Regions from separate parts of the Mus musculus genome. Here region 2 is linked to region 1. A link is a loop called in an ENCODE intact Hi-C map of the cell type or tissue named here. Cell type or tissue: heart. All regions are shown on one strand.

Region 1 (8,000 bases):
GTGTTAGTATCATAGCACCTAAGGACTCTTAAGTGTTTTCTTATTGAACAACCTGAAACAAGCAAAGGCTTCTTTGACCTTATCAAACACAAAATGTAAATGTCTTAGTCCAGAAGCTCTTAGGATAAGTCTTGTAATGTTGCCTTACACAACAGGCTCACAAATTACAAAGGCAGCAATCATGTACAGTGAACTGCGGAAGCTCTAGAATATAATAGAAAAGAAGTAGTCTCCCCTTCAAGAAAATGTTTGTTTTTTTTTTTTTTTGGAACAAACATCAGAGAAATGATACTTTAATGAGACCTAAAAAATAAGTAGCACTTATTATGCAGTTACAGAAAAAGAAAGAGAGAATACTTACAACTGTGAAGACGTCTACATTTATAACATGACCAGTTACTGTAATTTGTAGTCGGTAACCCCAAAAAAGCAGAAGCAGAATGGCAGGTGAGAGGGCTATTTAATGGGGTGCAAAGCTTGATTAGGTATACCCGTCAGTATCCTACTGTTGTTCTTCATGACATCTCTCCCAGTCTTCCAGAATCTGTGTGTTGTGTGTGTTTTCTGATGAAGATCTGAGTCTGTTTCTTTCCACATGCAAGAATTCTTTTGAGATGAAACCCTTGTAAATATCAAAGAGGTAAATCTACTCGGTGAAATGATGAGACTTTTGGTAGCATGGGGTGACAAAAGGCCCTGCCCACAAATCCACAAATGACACAGAATGAACAAGTGTTAGGGTGGGGGAGGAAAGAAAAAGAACAAAAGTTTGTAACACACAGGTCAGGCCAGAGTGGGATCTAATCCATAGCTAACCTCTGTTGCCAAGAGTGTGGAAGGAGACCGCTATAATTTAAGGAAGAGATGGGAAGAAGTGAGCGGAAGCTCACCAGAAGGCTTGGAGCAGACGGGGGATGATAATTCAGAGACCCGTGGAAAGATTTGTGGACCAGAGGACTCACTGGAATTGGACTCAACGAAGTATAAGAAAGCCCCTACTCATAGAAAAAGTCGCTGAAAAAAAGTGGCTCAAGTGCTGGAGAACAGGCATGGTAACCCGGGTACATGATCAGGGCTTCAGAGCATCTGATAATACACAATTACAAGCATCCATGTAGCATATAATTTTAAAATGCACACTTTCTCTTTGCCCAGTGAAGGCAACGGCAGTCTCACCCAGCACCGATGGCTAGATTTCCCAAGCCAATCTGGTCTCAGTTTGTTCCCTGCCCAGTGCCAGCTGTCTCACTCAGCCCCCCACCCCCACCCCCCACCCCCGCTAGCTTCGATAAACCTCTAATGGCTGTTCTGCAGCTATGCCCTTTCTCCTGCTCACCTTAGTCACAGGGGATGGAAAACACCAGACAGCTACAAACTATCAGTCCCTGGGAATTACAAGTCTGTTATTTCCTATTTGCTCCACAGCCTTCTCTCTCTCTCTCTCTCTCTCTCTCTCTCTCTCTCTCTCTCTCTCTCTCTCTCTCTCTCTCTCTCTCTTTCTCTTCCTCTTCCTTTTCCTCTTCCTCCTGGGACCCAGAAATCCAGCCTTATTCTCTGCCTAAGGATTGGCTTCTTGCTGTCCTTATTTCCGAGTTAAAATGGGGAAGGTTCACATGGAATCACCTGACTATGTGAACCACTCTTAGTCGTGGCAGCCCCTTTTAAGGAAGCAGAATTAGCACCGAAATACAAACAGCACAAGGACAATCCACAACACACAAACATCAACTTGGTTTCCTTATATCACCAAATGCTTATCTAGAATTCAATAAATGTCCCCTAACATAGAGGAGGGGAAGAAGAAGGAGAAAGAGAACGAGTAAAAGTGAGGATTTCTCCACCAAACATCTCAGTAAACAAGATCCAAGCACAAACCAAAAAGCATCAGAACTGTTGATGAGAAATCCCGCCTGCCAAAAAGTAAATGCTCACAACTTAGTGCAGATTTGCAATTTTGTTTCTGGTTGGAGCTCAGCTAAGAGTTTGATCTAATAAAGATTCCAGTTGTAATCACTACCAGGCACACTGGGGAGGGCAGGGTTGGACGTGGTTCTTAAGGTGATATTCAGATCACTACATAACATACTAGGTGAGAGAAGCTATCTCCATTTGACAACAGATCCCAAAGGAAAAACTACTTGCCTCAACAGAGTTTCATTGGTATACAAACCACACTTCAGGTCAGATCTCATCTCATGTCCAGCAGTAGATGGACAACACAAAATGACCTCAATTGTAATTTGGAGATTTTTTTTTGTCTCATATTGCTATGTTTGAGCATTTTCTACTGTACTGGTCTAATGCTTGTATGTATTGGGCATTACTTTCTTATTTAGTGTTGGTAATCTATACACATGCTTAGAATAAATAAGTGATTCATCAAACTTTTGTAAATGATAAACTGTTTAGCCAGTTGTTTTTCTCGTTTATTTTCAGGGTGATTCTGGGGGACCATTGGTTATAAGAGACAACAAAGATACCTGGTATCTCATTGGAATTGTGAGCTGGGGAGACAACTGTGGTCAAAAGAACAAGCCTGGGGTGTACACACAAGTGACTTATTACCGACACTGGATTGCTTCGAAAACGGGTCTCTAACTCGCTACAGATAGATGTTAAAGAAAACCGTAGCGTGTCGGTTATATGCATGTAAGAATTCAGACATCCATTTGGTGGCATTGGCACAATGAAATGAGATTAAATGGCTGGACCTAGCAATGTGAAACACATGATTTATTTCAGAATCGCATATTTGTGAAGGTGTAGGCTGATTTATCATTGAAAAATGCAGTAAAGATCCTTCATCTCTTTAAAGCAAGGGTGCATGGGATGCATTATGTGGTTTTACAGATGGCCTGGGAGAGTTTTAGAATGTGTTTTTTCTGGGTACCCTTCAAGTAAAAAACGCTTTGAATCTTCAGAGACGTCAAGGTGCTCATACAAGTCCCTTTGATTTATCTAGAGTTCATACACATCTTTTTGTCTTCTTTACATTTCTTCTAGATTTTCCAGTTTTTTCCACCACAGGAAATAAGTTTGTTACTTCTAAATGCATATCAGGGAATTTAGAAGGGACGATTATATCAAAATTTGGTGGCAAAATAAAGTGAAGTTAGTTTAAACTTTGCTGGGAATTTTTTCTGTTTTTTTTTTTATGATTTTTAGAAACACTACCATGTATACAACACTCATATCACCATCCCGATGGCATAGAGATACATAAGAGAAATACTGATTAATGGTACTTGATCAATATATAATTTTTATCCTGAAAAATTGACAGGGATGATGACTGAGCTGTTCCAGGATAGGTGTACAAGATATTTTGAATGCGCACTTACATATTTTGGTCGCCAGGGGGAGATTTTTGTCCAGCATTATCTTAAGGTCAAATAATGGAAAACTACAGGGAATTTATGTCCAGGAAGTAAAAACAAACAGACTCATGAAGGCATCAGGAAAGTGAAACATTGTTGCCCACAATAGACCTAAAGAAGGCTTTATTGGATAATTTCTTGCCTGTGAGATGTCTAAATTTTCAAGTTAAGGTATATAAAACAGCTTAACAAAGTTATATGCAATTTGCATCCTTAGTTGTCAAATTCACATGCCCTCTTTCCTTGCAAAGTTTGTTTATGGCTGCTGTATTTATTGAATCGGTGTACCTAGGACATTTCTCACTAAGTGCTATTGGATCAGTTTTCAAACTAGGAAACTCTTACTACCACTACTCACTTCAAAGCAAGGTTCTTTCTTCATATATGTAATAAATTCTCACATAAATTTTCTGCATTACAGTGGTTAACTATGATTGTGTTTCTAATGCTAAGATTCAGAAAGTGGTCTTAGAGTTGTAAATAATGCGCTCCAAACTGTCTGCTGCAGCATTTCATTCATGGTTGTATGGGAACAAATAATGTTTTAAATCTAATAAAGTTGGTGATCAGAGCATATACAGTCTCTCTGAGTCTGTGTTCAGAAAGTCTTTCAACTGATGAAGTGGAACAAAATACTCACGGGAGCAAATATGGAGACAATGTGTAGAGCAGAGACTAAAGGAAAGGCCATTCAGAGACTGCCCCACCTGGGGATCCATCCTATATACAGACACCAAACCCAGACACTATTGTGGATGCCGACAAGTGCTTGCTGACAGGAGCCTTATATAGCTGTCTCCTGGGAGGCTCTGCCAGAGCCTGACAAATACAGATGCAGATGCCTGCAGTCAACCATCAGACTAAGCACAGGGACCCCAATGGAGAAGTTGGGGCAAGGACTGAAGGAGCTGAAGGGGTTTGCAACCTCATAGAAAGAACAAAATATCAAACAACCAAAGCTCCCATGGACTAAACCACCACCCAAAGAGTACACATGAGGGGACCCATGGCTCCACCTGGATATGTAGCAGGGGATGGCCTTGTCGGGCATCAATGGGAGGAGAGGCCCTTGGTCCTGTGAAGGCTTGATGTAGGGGATTTCTAGGGTGGGGAGGCAGGAGTGGGTGGGTGCGTGCAAGAACGCTTCATAGAAGCAGGTGAGGGGTATGGAATAGGGGGTTTCGGGAGGGGGGGACCAGGAAAGGGGATAACATTTGAGATGTAAATAAAGAAAATACCCAATAAAAAAGATTTTTTAAAAATTCTCATAAAAAAATTCTAGGTCATTCTCAGCTACTCAGGAAACTGGAAGCCAGACTGGGTTGTGGGAGACTTTATCTCAGAAAATAAAAAAATCCAACAAAATAATCACACTCTTTAGATAACTAGTTAGGGTAATTCTTTAGAAAACAAGGTTTCTTAGCCCTGGTGTTATTGAAGCTTTGTCTGGAACTAGTCTTGATTGTAAGGAGCTAACCAGTTCAGAGGATTCAGCAAGTCTTCTTACATGTCTGTAGCACCCCTTTCCCACAAATTTTGATAACCAAAAGTAGCTCTACACATTAGCAAATATCCTCCAAGGGATGAAATTGTGTCCCAGAAGAATTGCTATTTTGAAGGCAGTTGATCACTTTTAGAAATATCAGAAACTCAAAGAAGTGACATTGAGTATTCAAAATGTACAGTACAGTTGTCAAGCAGCAATGGATGGATGAACGAACAATACTTGTCAGTAGCTGCTTCTGATTCAGGCTCATCCAAGTTAGCTTGGAGAGTTTCTATCTCTTTCAAGTGGGAGACTTTAAGTTAAATCCCCAGAGGATGTGAAGCTGAGGAGAAAAGCAGGTAGGGGGAGGTGAAGGAAGATAGTTGTGGGTGGGTATGATAACTACACATTATAGAAATGTGCAAAACTTGCAAAGAATAAAAATATCATTAAAATCCTCCCTTGGTGCCATACAGCACATTTCAGGCAGAAAGGTATACTCTGAGCTCACTGTGTGGAGAGAGATCATGAGGGCAGGATTTCTGCCAATTCATTTAGCTTGATTATAATACACAGGAAGAAACAATATTTTATTGTCATAATCACATACATACATACATACATACATACATACATACATACATACATACATACAGTGAAATACCTAAGTAATAACTTAGACTGAAGGTTCATAAAGCAACACTCACCCCTGCTAGCTGTAATGGAGTCGTTTTATTGATTTTATGAAACATCTAGTACCAAGTTGACTGTAATCTAGTAAGTAATGTCCTTCAGAAGATGATTCAACTAGTCACTGCTATTACCCATGTCCACCCACTTTCACACTGCTGGCCTCCCAGCCTTCAGATCTCCTTGTGATACTCACTTAGTGAGTTTTCACCAAGTTGTGTGATTCCATAATTTGGTTCCCTTCCATCAAAATAGCATTGATATGACTTTTGCCTGAAAATCAGCCCCGTGCCAATCAGCAGAGTTTGTCTTTTGCTACTGCTCTGGGACTCTGACCCTCATGAACACATCCTCTTTTGTCCCACCGTTCTTCCTTTCTGAGATCAGCTTCCTTTTTGATCACACTGCTTTGTTTACTATAGAAAACTAAGATTTTTTTCAAAAGCATATATTTTTTAATTAAATTATTTTATTTACATTCCAAAAGTTGCCTCCCTTCCTGGTCCCCCTCCCCAAATTCTTTACCCCATCCTCCTGCTTCCTTCACTCCACCTCTGAGAGGGTGTTCACCCTCCTGCCCACCCACCCCTACCTCTTCTCTGGGGTATCAAGTTTCCATAGGATTAAACTCATCCCCTCCCACTGGGGCCATCCAATGCAGTTCTCTGCTATACATGTGCCCAGGGCCATGAACCAGCTCATGTATGCTCCTAGGTTTTTGGCTTAGTCTCTGGGAGCTCTGAGGGGTCCAGGTTAGTTGACACTGCTGCAGTCCCCTTCAGCTCCTTCAGTCCTTCCCCATATCTCTTCCATATTGGTCCCCAATCTCGATCTAACGGTTGGCTGTAAGTATCTGCCTTTGTCCCAGTCAGTTGTTGATAGAGCCTCTCAGAGGACTCCTGTCTGCATATACAATATGGTCTCAGTAATAGTGTCAGGAATTGGTATGTGTGCACGGGATGGATCCCAAGTTGGGCCAATCTGGATGGCCTTTCCTTCAGTCTCTACTCCATTTTTGCCTCTCCATTTATTTTAGATAGGAACAGTTCTGGGTTAAAATTTTTGAAGATGGGTGAACAGGCCCCTGCCTTAACTAGGGATAGTGCCTGTCTACTGGAGGTGATCTCTTCCTGTTAAATCTCCTCATTGTTGGGCTAATGTCTTACCCATTGAGTCCAGGTAGCCTCTCACATCCCAGGACTCTGGGACTTTCTAGAGGTTTCTCCTGCTCCCTACTACTCAAAGATTCACATTAGTCATTCTTCTGTGTAACCTCTCCCAGCCTGAAACAGGCTGATCCAGACCTTGACCTTGCTGCCACTGAAGAGATTACCTAGGGTGGAGCCTTCCTGCCTAGATGGCTCTATTGTTCCACCAGAGGCCACTGCACCTCCAAGACACTGCTACCTGCTGAGAGGCCAAGGAGATATTCCAGAGGAACATCCTCTCCTACTGACTGGCTCCAAGAAAGGATTGGTGGGGGATGGGCCTTCCCCCTTATAAGCACACTCAGTAAACTGGCGGGCCTTGAACAGAATCGTGTCTTGGTCTCCATTAATTTCTCTCGCAGTCTAGTCTCTTTCAGCCCCAGCCTGCCTCCCAGGTGTACCCAGTTCAAGTAGGCCGCGGGCTGGTATACAACACTTCTGGCCCTCTGTGTATCCCTCCTTTCTCTCGACATACCTAATCCTGTCCCTCCTTTTCCCCTCCCATCTCCCACCAGGTTCCTTCCTCCCTCTGCCTCCCATAATTGTTTTGTTCCCCTTTTAAGTGAGTTTCAGATATCCATGCTTAGGAATTCCTTCTCTGGTTAACCGTCCTACAATCTGTGAGTTGTATCATGGGTTTTTGGTTAATATCCACTTATACCGTGTATGTCATTCTGGGTCTGGGTTAACTCACTCTAGATGATATTTTCTACTTCCATCCATTTACCTGCAAAATTCATAATGTCTTTGTTCTTGGTAGCTGAAAAGTATTCCATTGTGTAAATGAACCACATTTTCTGTAGTCATTCTTCAGTTGAGGAATATTTGGGTTGTTTCCAGCTTCTGACTATCACCTATAAGACTGCTATGAGTCTTTGTGGTATCAGTGGAGCATCTTTTGGGTTTATTCCCAGGAGTGGTATAGCTAGGTCTTCAGGTAGATCTATTTCCAAAATTCTGAGGAACTGCTAGACTGATTTCCAGAGTAGTTGTACCAGCTTGCAATCCCACCAGCAATGGAGGAGTGTTCCTCTTTCTCCACATCCTTACCAGCATGTAGTGGCCCTTGAGGGTTTTTTTTTGTTTTGTTTTGTTTTTTTAATCTTAGCCATTCTGATTGTGTAATGTAGAATTTCAGGGTCGTTTTGATTTGCATTTCCCTGATGATTAACATTTCTTTAAGTGCTTCTCAGCCATTTGAGATTCCTCTGTTGAGAATTCTGTGTTTAGCTCTGTACC
Region 2 (8,000 bases), 340 kb after region 1:
AATAACATGTATAAATATATAAAACAATATATAATATATAAATGTTTCACTGATATAAAATATGTTAATATATTGCATATAAATATGAAACATAAAAATAAATATATATGTGCATGTGTGTGTGGTGTGTATGCATGCATATGTGTTTACAACACATAACTGGGGGGAAAAACAGCTTTAATTTTATCCATAAGTTGGAATATTTGAATGAATTACAAGTCACACAGTCTCAGTTCCAGTCAGTTTTTATTGACTCTGGTAGGATGAAAGTATTTTCAGTAGAGAAAATGGAAATGGTTGTAATAGGATCCCAGGGATTCCTAGGTACTCATTGTAGGGTTTCTTCCCTTGCCCTTTACCCTGTAATTATTGACACAGTGAGCCTTTTTAAAAAAATCAAAACATGCTTTCCTGAAGTATTTGGGTCAGGAAAAAAAAAGAGGAAGAATCACTGTTTAAGAATTTAATTTGCTAGCCTTAGCATTTTAAGTATTGAATGAAGAATTACTCTTAGCTGCTAAGAGCTCCTCTTAGCTATACGTTCCTACTATTTTAGAATGTATCTTGTTATATATGTAGAATAATATGGGAGGTTATGGATCTCCCTTTCCCCCTTTTGAAGACAGGGTCTCATTATGCAACTTGATTGACTTGGAACGTACTTTGTAAGCCAGGGTGGTGGCCTTGCACTCCAGAAGATCTATCTGCCTGCCTGTGCTGAGATCAAAGATGTACACCGCCACACCCAGCTGAGCTTGTGGTTCTTGATTGACAACTGGTCGTGGAGCACCTAGATTAGTAAAGAACACTCCCGGATATGTCTATGAGGACATTTACAGGGAAGCTTAACTAAGAGGGGACGACTCCCTCGCACATACCAAGGAGCCAGGATGGAATAAAAGGGGGTGTGGCTGCTCCCTGGCTTCTGTGGTTTGTGTGTCTGCTGCCATATCCCCTCTGTTATCATGAACTGACACTTCTGAAACCGGGAGCAAAATAAAACCCTTCCCGTTACGTTGTTTCCTCAAGTGCTTGGTTACACTGTTGAAAAGTCTAACCCAGAGGGCAAATAGATCCAGAACACCAGTTCCCAAATCAGGACAATCGCAAGCTACAGTTAGCTTTAACAGAAACTAAGAATTCAGAATGATAGATACTTTGGGGCTAGAATAATAGTTATGTTATTGTATGAGTCAAATTTTTAGAAAATATATTTTTACCACTACAAACCCAACATATACAAGATTCAAGTCTTTATTGTTCCTTTGAGATCATTCAGTTGGTCCTGCTGGAGGAAACCGTGGATTGAAGCTTCACTGTTTCACAGCCATTTCCCCTGTTCCCAGAGTGAGGCTCTTATCTGTAGAAGCAGGCAGAAGAGAAGCACAATCATTTCTTACTGCTGCCTTTGCTTTTTTTCCTCCCAAAGAAAGGGCAGGGATGAGTCATAGGTGTCTGACTTTTCCATGGTAACAGGGTGGGAGGGTACAGTGTCTGGTCACTAGCTTCATGGATGCTGACAACTTAGCCAGGGGGCATCAGTTAGTGTTAGGTATGAGGTGGTCAGCCTTGGTGTGGCCTAGCATTCACGGAGCCTTCCGTGAGGTGGCAGTTTTGTAACTCCGGTGACTTCCTGATTGCATTTCCTTTATGTTCTTTAGAGGCCAACATTATTATCAGGTTCCTAATTTTTCGATTTGCCTCAGAACTGCTTTAGTGTTTTAGTGTAGCTTTAATTGCACTGTTTTTGTTGTTGTTGTTGTTGATTTTTTTTGACCCTGGTCCTCTAAACCTGCCCCAGAGCCACTGTTTTACCATTCCTTCCAAGATTGTCTAAGCTGTTAAATGCTGGATGGCGCATGGGCTTTAATAGGAATGACTGATTACAGTCTTTTTAATAATTCCTTCATTGGCTATAGAATTATTGAAATTTTATTGTAACACCAGAAGTGTCCCATAATGAGATTACATTTTGCTCTTCTCAACGTATTTTTCAATATAATAAAATTTCCCCTAATCCAGCTACAATTTCTGCCCCATAAGGTTGCTGGCATTTTTTTCTTTGTGTTTTCTCTCTTTAACACGCTTTTATTTTTATGTACTACCTGTGAGATAAAGTTTGGCATTTTATCATTTATGGTTTCCTAGGGTCATTTTTTTTTTAAATTTATTGGATATTTTCTTTATTTACATTTCAAATGTTATAACCCCTTTCCTCGTTTCCCCTCCGAAAACCCTCTAGGGTCATTTTGAATGAACAAGTATCTGCAGATGATCCAAATTTAGGACATAGTGTGCCATTTTGCCTGTAACACTATCAGGGAAATCTGGAAGTCATTTATGCGCAAGGCAAGGGTAACCACACACGCAGTTATTGTTGCCTTCACAGAATCAGAGATTATGCTCTGTGTGTGGCCGTTGCTATAAGCTAGGCAGGTAAAGTGCTCCACCAGGCTGGTTTTCATGATGTGCAGGGGTGGGGTTGAGGGGTGGAGTGAGAGTTTCAGGTCCCAGCACACTTTCCCCTTTATGCCTTTCTGGGCTGTGAACTTGATGAGGGTCTTAGAAATCAGATGCGTTCGGCCTGGTGGGCTCTGCTCTCCTCTCCTCATTCCCTGTGGGATGTTAGCATTTTGACGACAAAAAGCCCCACTGGCTGTCCTGTTTGATCATCCTCAGTATTTCTTCTGATGATACCTTTCTGGAAGTTCCACTTGGACTTTCTCGAGCTTCATCCTCTGTGGGGAGCGGGGCAGAATATTTTCAACTATTCCAGGTTGGGCAGCATCAGCACAATTCGAAGGAAGGTGGAAGGCGATCAACTTGCAAGTCATCCTGGATGCCATCACCTACCTGAGAGGTCACACCCTGTGTATTAGGGCTGGTCTCTCTGTGTCTTGAGCAGCTGAGAGACTCAAACCCTCATTGCCAACTTTGTTTATTCTCCTGGACAGCAACAGCTTCCTGATGCTTGTTGGTTCCAAAGGCACCAAAGCAAAAACCCCCATGTTTACTCTGAACGTTTTGATGTGATTCTCTAGAGTCGATTCACTCTCAACTGCTTTTTCAGCAAACAGCGTCTGCATGTTGAGCAACTCAAGCATCTTGCCCTTTCATTTTGGTCACAGGTCTTGTTCAAAATTCCCACAAAGTGTCGTGTTGCAACCGAGGACAACCGTCTCAAAATGATTTTCAACGCAGGAGAAAGTCTCCGTTTCAGCCGCCAGGGTCGGCTGACTCCTCTTGGAGATTTATCGAGTCGTAGCTGTTGTACAGTTTGCCTGGACTCTGTAGCTTCCCATTGGAGAATATGATAAATAAGTAAGTTTGCAGCACCTCTGCTGCCCTCTGGCGGATCTGACTGGCGAGCCGGGCAAGCGTCGCTGCAATCATGAGCACATTCAGCTCATATGGAGCCCCATCATTCTAAAATAATCTACACTAAAAAGAGATTTATTCACTTTATAGGTATGATTGTTTTGTCTGCTTGCCTGCGAGGACATCACGTGCGTGCTTTTTGCTAGCTGAGGCCGGAATAGGTGTCAGATCCCCTGGAACTGGAGCTACAAACGGTTGAGTTGCTTTGTGGGTGCTGGGAATCGAACTTTGCTCCTTTAAAAGTGCAGCAAGCGCTCTTGACCACTGAGCCATCGCTCCATCCCTGCAGACTCTCTCTCTTTTCTTTCCTTCCTTCTGTATGTATGTATGTATGTATGTATGTATGTATTTATGGCATTCTGTCTCCTAAGGAAATAGAGCAGCTACAGGCTGCGACCTAGAGTCACGTGGACAGGACAAAATACACATCGGTGTATTTTCCTTGTTTTCCAATTGGGGTCATTACCTTAATTTTCGCATAAGACAGAAGCAGTCACTTTCTCTTAAAAACATTATGTTCGTTCTACTGATATGCATATATAATTTATGCCTTTGCTTCATAAATAATTTTTAAATACTTGAAAAAAGAATAGCATTACTATTTTCAGAGATACTGTATAGATGGGCGGGTTGCAGCTGACGAATCTGCGTAGTGTACTCTGCTCAAAACGCCAGCAATTTCTACCTGTAATCCTTTTTAAGTATTACCTATTAATCCGTAGTAGAACTGCTGGGATGTATTATACATTTATCTCAAGGAGCACAGGTGGTGCTCAACACCTGCTTTCTAAATACGAGCAGTCATAGACGCAACAAACTGTCTGAAGAAAGTAGAACAGGAGAGTCCACACAAAGCCCGGACAAGTCGACCGGCGAGGGGAGTGGCGAAGGGTGAGAGGCGTGGCGACCGGCGAGGGGAGTGGCGAAGGGTGAGAGGCGTGGCGACTGGTGAAAGGCGTGGCGACGGGTGAGAGGCGGGGCGATGAGTGGGAGGTTGAGACGCGGGCGGAAGAGCAAGGCGCGCTGGGCAGGAGGGCGGGGCGAACTGAGAAAGGCGGGTTGATAGGTGAGTAACAGGCGAATGGGCGGGAACAAGAGCCGGAGTCTTTAAAAAACGCCAATTAACGGCCGGCTAAGCTAGGCTTGTGCGCAGGCGTGGCTCGTTTGACTTTTATTCATTTATTTTTCTTGGTGGCTGCTGTTTATTTACGGCTGAGTGTTAAGTGCGGGTCGCGCAGCTCTGGGGACGCCTCCGTCCGCAATCTTACTCTAACCCTCCTGGAACCCTGGCCGGCTTGGGTTTCCCTCTCAGGCCTCCGTTTGACCTAGTGGGCCGGAACCATGGCCTCGTTCCATCTGGTAAGTGCGGGTCTGGATCGGGCCTGCGCGATGCGTCGCTCGCCCTGTGCTGGACCGGGTGCATATCCGGCTTGTCGGGGTGGGGTGGGGTGAGGCTTGTGAGGGGTGCGGAGGCTTGTGAGGGGTGCGGAGGGATCGGGTAGCGGGTGCCTAGTCCCGCCTGTCTGGGTGGGGTGGGGCTTGTCTGGGGTGGCTTAAAAGCTGCACAGGTAACAAATCAGGTGTGCTGGTGTACTGGTAGTGGAAGTAACTGGACTGTTACTGGTTCACGTCGTAAGCTCATCCATCCGTGCCTGCTCCCCCCCCCCCCCCCCGGAAGAGATTCCTTCATTTCTACATTTCAGCCTTTTCCCGTTTTTCAGTCTTCCAAATACTCATGACTATTGTACAAGCCAGTCTTGATGGTCTGGAAAACCTCGAGTATTAATTTCGAAATACTATTTTATGTGAAGAGTCTAATATTTATGGGACACCTGTTAATGATAAAGCTTTATACAAGGCAATCATATTTTAAAAGGTGCCAGCTTTGAATGTTTGATGTGGGCCACGACTTGCCACTTTATGTCTCTTGACACACTTGATATTCATTCCAAGTTTTGTATGATTACTATGCCCTATTTCCTCCCTAACTCAGCAGTTCAATTTATCTTTGAAAGAAAACCTTCGTTGATGGTTTCTATCATGTAGTTGTGTGTGTGTTTATGCATGCTTAACATGTATGAAAAGACAGTTTAGTCGAGCATCGAACTTTTTATACAGAAGAATAACAAGAACCAAGGCGAGATACATCCACCGAGTTACAGTGACACAAAACATAAGGAATGTATACATCAAAAGAAGGCAGGGACCAGGCCACTGCCACTAAGAAGGGAGCCTGGTGTAATGCTAGTCTATTTATTGTTAAGCCCACCACTAGGGGTTCTTAGTAAATGCCTGATTATGTTGTTTCTTTTGGACCTAGTGAAGAAACCTGTCTCGGGGATTCCCTAACTCTTTCATGGTAAACCCACCTATTCCCTAGGCCAGTGTGAATTAGAAGTAAATTTGAATGTTACTGAATAGATAACCTTCTTACTGAATTCCAAGTTTGTCGGCTTCAAGGATTTTTTGGGATGTCGGAACACTGGCGAAGGCTTAGTTATGTCAGAATTCAATCTTTAAAGGCACTTATAATAAAATAATACTAAAAGAGAACACATGGATCCATACACCAGACTAACGTGGGGATAGGGTATGAGTATATGGGTTATGAGAATGCCAAGATACCAGGAGGTTGGGATTCCTTGAAACTCTTTGCCTTGTGAGTGCTTCCAGGCCTCTCGGAGTGTGTGTAGCACCTCCTGATTCATTCTATCCTCTACTCTTAGACAAGAGTCCCTGAGCTCTGTCTGATATTTGACTGTGATCTCTGAGTTTGTTTCCATCTGTTGCTGGATGAAGCTTCTCAGGAGACAGTTATAGTAGGTTCTATTGGCAAGCATAGCAGAGTATTAATAATAGTGTCAGAGATTGGCTCTCTTGAATGGGGTGGATCTCAAGTTGGGCCAGTCATTGGTAAGCTGTTTCCTCAATTTCTGCTCCATCGCTCTATCTTTATCTCTGTACATCTTGTGTATGTAGGCAGGGCTAATTTCAGGTTTTGTGAATGGGTTGGTATCCTTATCATTCCACTAGGGGTCCTGTCTGATAGGATGTGGCCACTTCAGTTTCCATATACCCTACTGCTAGGAGTTTCAGCTAGGGTCACCCCCATAGACTCCAGGGAGTGTTGTGTGCCCCACCCCACCCCAGTTCTCTAGCTAGCCCCAGAGATGCCCCCCACCAGTTTCTGTTCACTTTCCCAGCCAACCCTATGCATCCTCCACTCTTCCCACACCCAATCCCCATTTCTGTTCTCCTCCCCTCTCCCACCCAGTTCCCTGCCTCCATCCATCTCTATATTATTTTCCCTTTTGAGTGAGTCATGCATCTTCCCTTGGGCACTCTTTATTACTTAGTTTCTTTGGTCTGTGGATTGTAGCATGTTTATTTTGTACTTTATGGCTAATATTCATTTATGAGTACATACCATGCTTGTCTTTCTGGGTCTAGGTTACCTCACTTAAGATATTTTCTAGTTCCATCCATTTTCCTGTAAATTTCATTATGTCTTTGTTTTTAGTAGCTGAGTGGTATTCCATTGTGTAGATGTACAACATTTTCATTATCCATTCTTCAGTTGAGGGACATTGAGGTTGTTGCCAGTTTCTGGCTATTATGAGTAAAGCTGCTATGAATGTAGTTGAGCAAGTGTCCTTGTGGTATGATGGGGGCATCATTTGGTATATGCCCAGGAGTGGCATATATAGCTGGGTCTTGGAGTAGAACTATTCTCAGTTTTCTGAGAAACTAACACATTGATTTCCAGAGTGGTTGTAATAGTTTTGCATGCCCACCAGCAATGGAATTCTTCTTTTTCCACATCCTCGCCAGCATATGCTATTTCTCATTTCTTTTCTTTTCTTTTTCTTTTCTTTTCTTTTCTTTCTTTTTTTTTCTTTTTTCTTTTTCTTTTTCTTTTTCTTTTTTTTTTTTTTTTTTTTTTGAGATAGGGTTTCTCTGTATAGCGCTGGCTGTCCTGGAACTCACTTTGTAGACCAGGCTGGCCTCGAACTCAGAAATCCATCTGCCTCTTCCTCCTGAGTGCTGGGATTAAAGGCGTGCACCACCACACCCGGCTTCGTGTGCTATTTCTTGAGTTTTTTATTTTAGCCATCGATGGGTGTAAGATGGAATCTCAGAGTCGTTTTGATTTGCATTTCCATGATGATTAACGACATTGAACATTTCCTTAAGCACTTCTTGGCCATTAAGAGATTGAGAATTCTCTGTTTAGCTCTGTACCTTATTTTTAAATTGGGTGATTTGGTTTGTTGGTGTCTAATTTCTCAAGTTCTTTTTATATTTTGGATATTAGTCCTCTTGTCAGCTATAGTGTTGGTGAAGATCTTTTCCCATTCTATAGGCTGCCATTTTGTCCTATTGATGGCGTCTTTAGCCTTGCAGAAGCTTTTCAGTTTCCAGGGCTTAAAGCTTGGAATGTGGGTGGCAAGCTCCTTCTTAGTCATCTTGCCTGCTTCTAGGGTGCTTTATAGTATTATACTGGACAGTTGATAGACACTTGTCCAATGAGTGCATGAAAATATGTTCTCTTATTAATTATGTATTGTACTGGAATTATTTGAAGATGAGTTGTATTTGATTATATTTTAAAAAAATTGATA

Evidence for each region. Peaks named below come from ENCODE experiments on the same cell type or tissue, not always from the same donor. Only the 100,000 strongest peaks of a DNase experiment are listed, where the experiment ranks them.
Region 2: a loop joins it to region 1, with 11 times the contacts of the local background. A loop is called at or near these places in 5 of 42 quality-filtered maps.

The regions. Positions count from the first base shown.
Region 1 is chr5:86,406,360-86,414,359 of GRCm38, reverse strand. It overlaps Tmprss11a (transmembrane protease, serine 11a), which reads left to right. Exons shown (of 9, transcript NM_001033233.2): 9 at 2,437-3,950. The coding sequence ends at 2,598. Among named protein-coding and RNA genes, the nearest start is that of Tmprss11d, 37 kb to the right of the region's middle. In heart, a CTCF peak has its summit at 3,349; no DNase peak of the experiment used is centred here.
Region 2 is chr5:86,062,065-86,070,064 of GRCm38, reverse strand. Cenpc1 (centromere protein C1) reads left to right here and starts at 4,482. Exons shown (of 19, transcript NM_007683.4): 1 at 4,482-4,737. The coding sequence starts at 4,720. In heart, no CTCF peak of the experiment used is centred here; DNase peaks (open chromatin) are centred at 3,344 and 4,414; H3K4me3 peaks cover 3,394 bases; H3K27ac peaks cover 2,172 bases.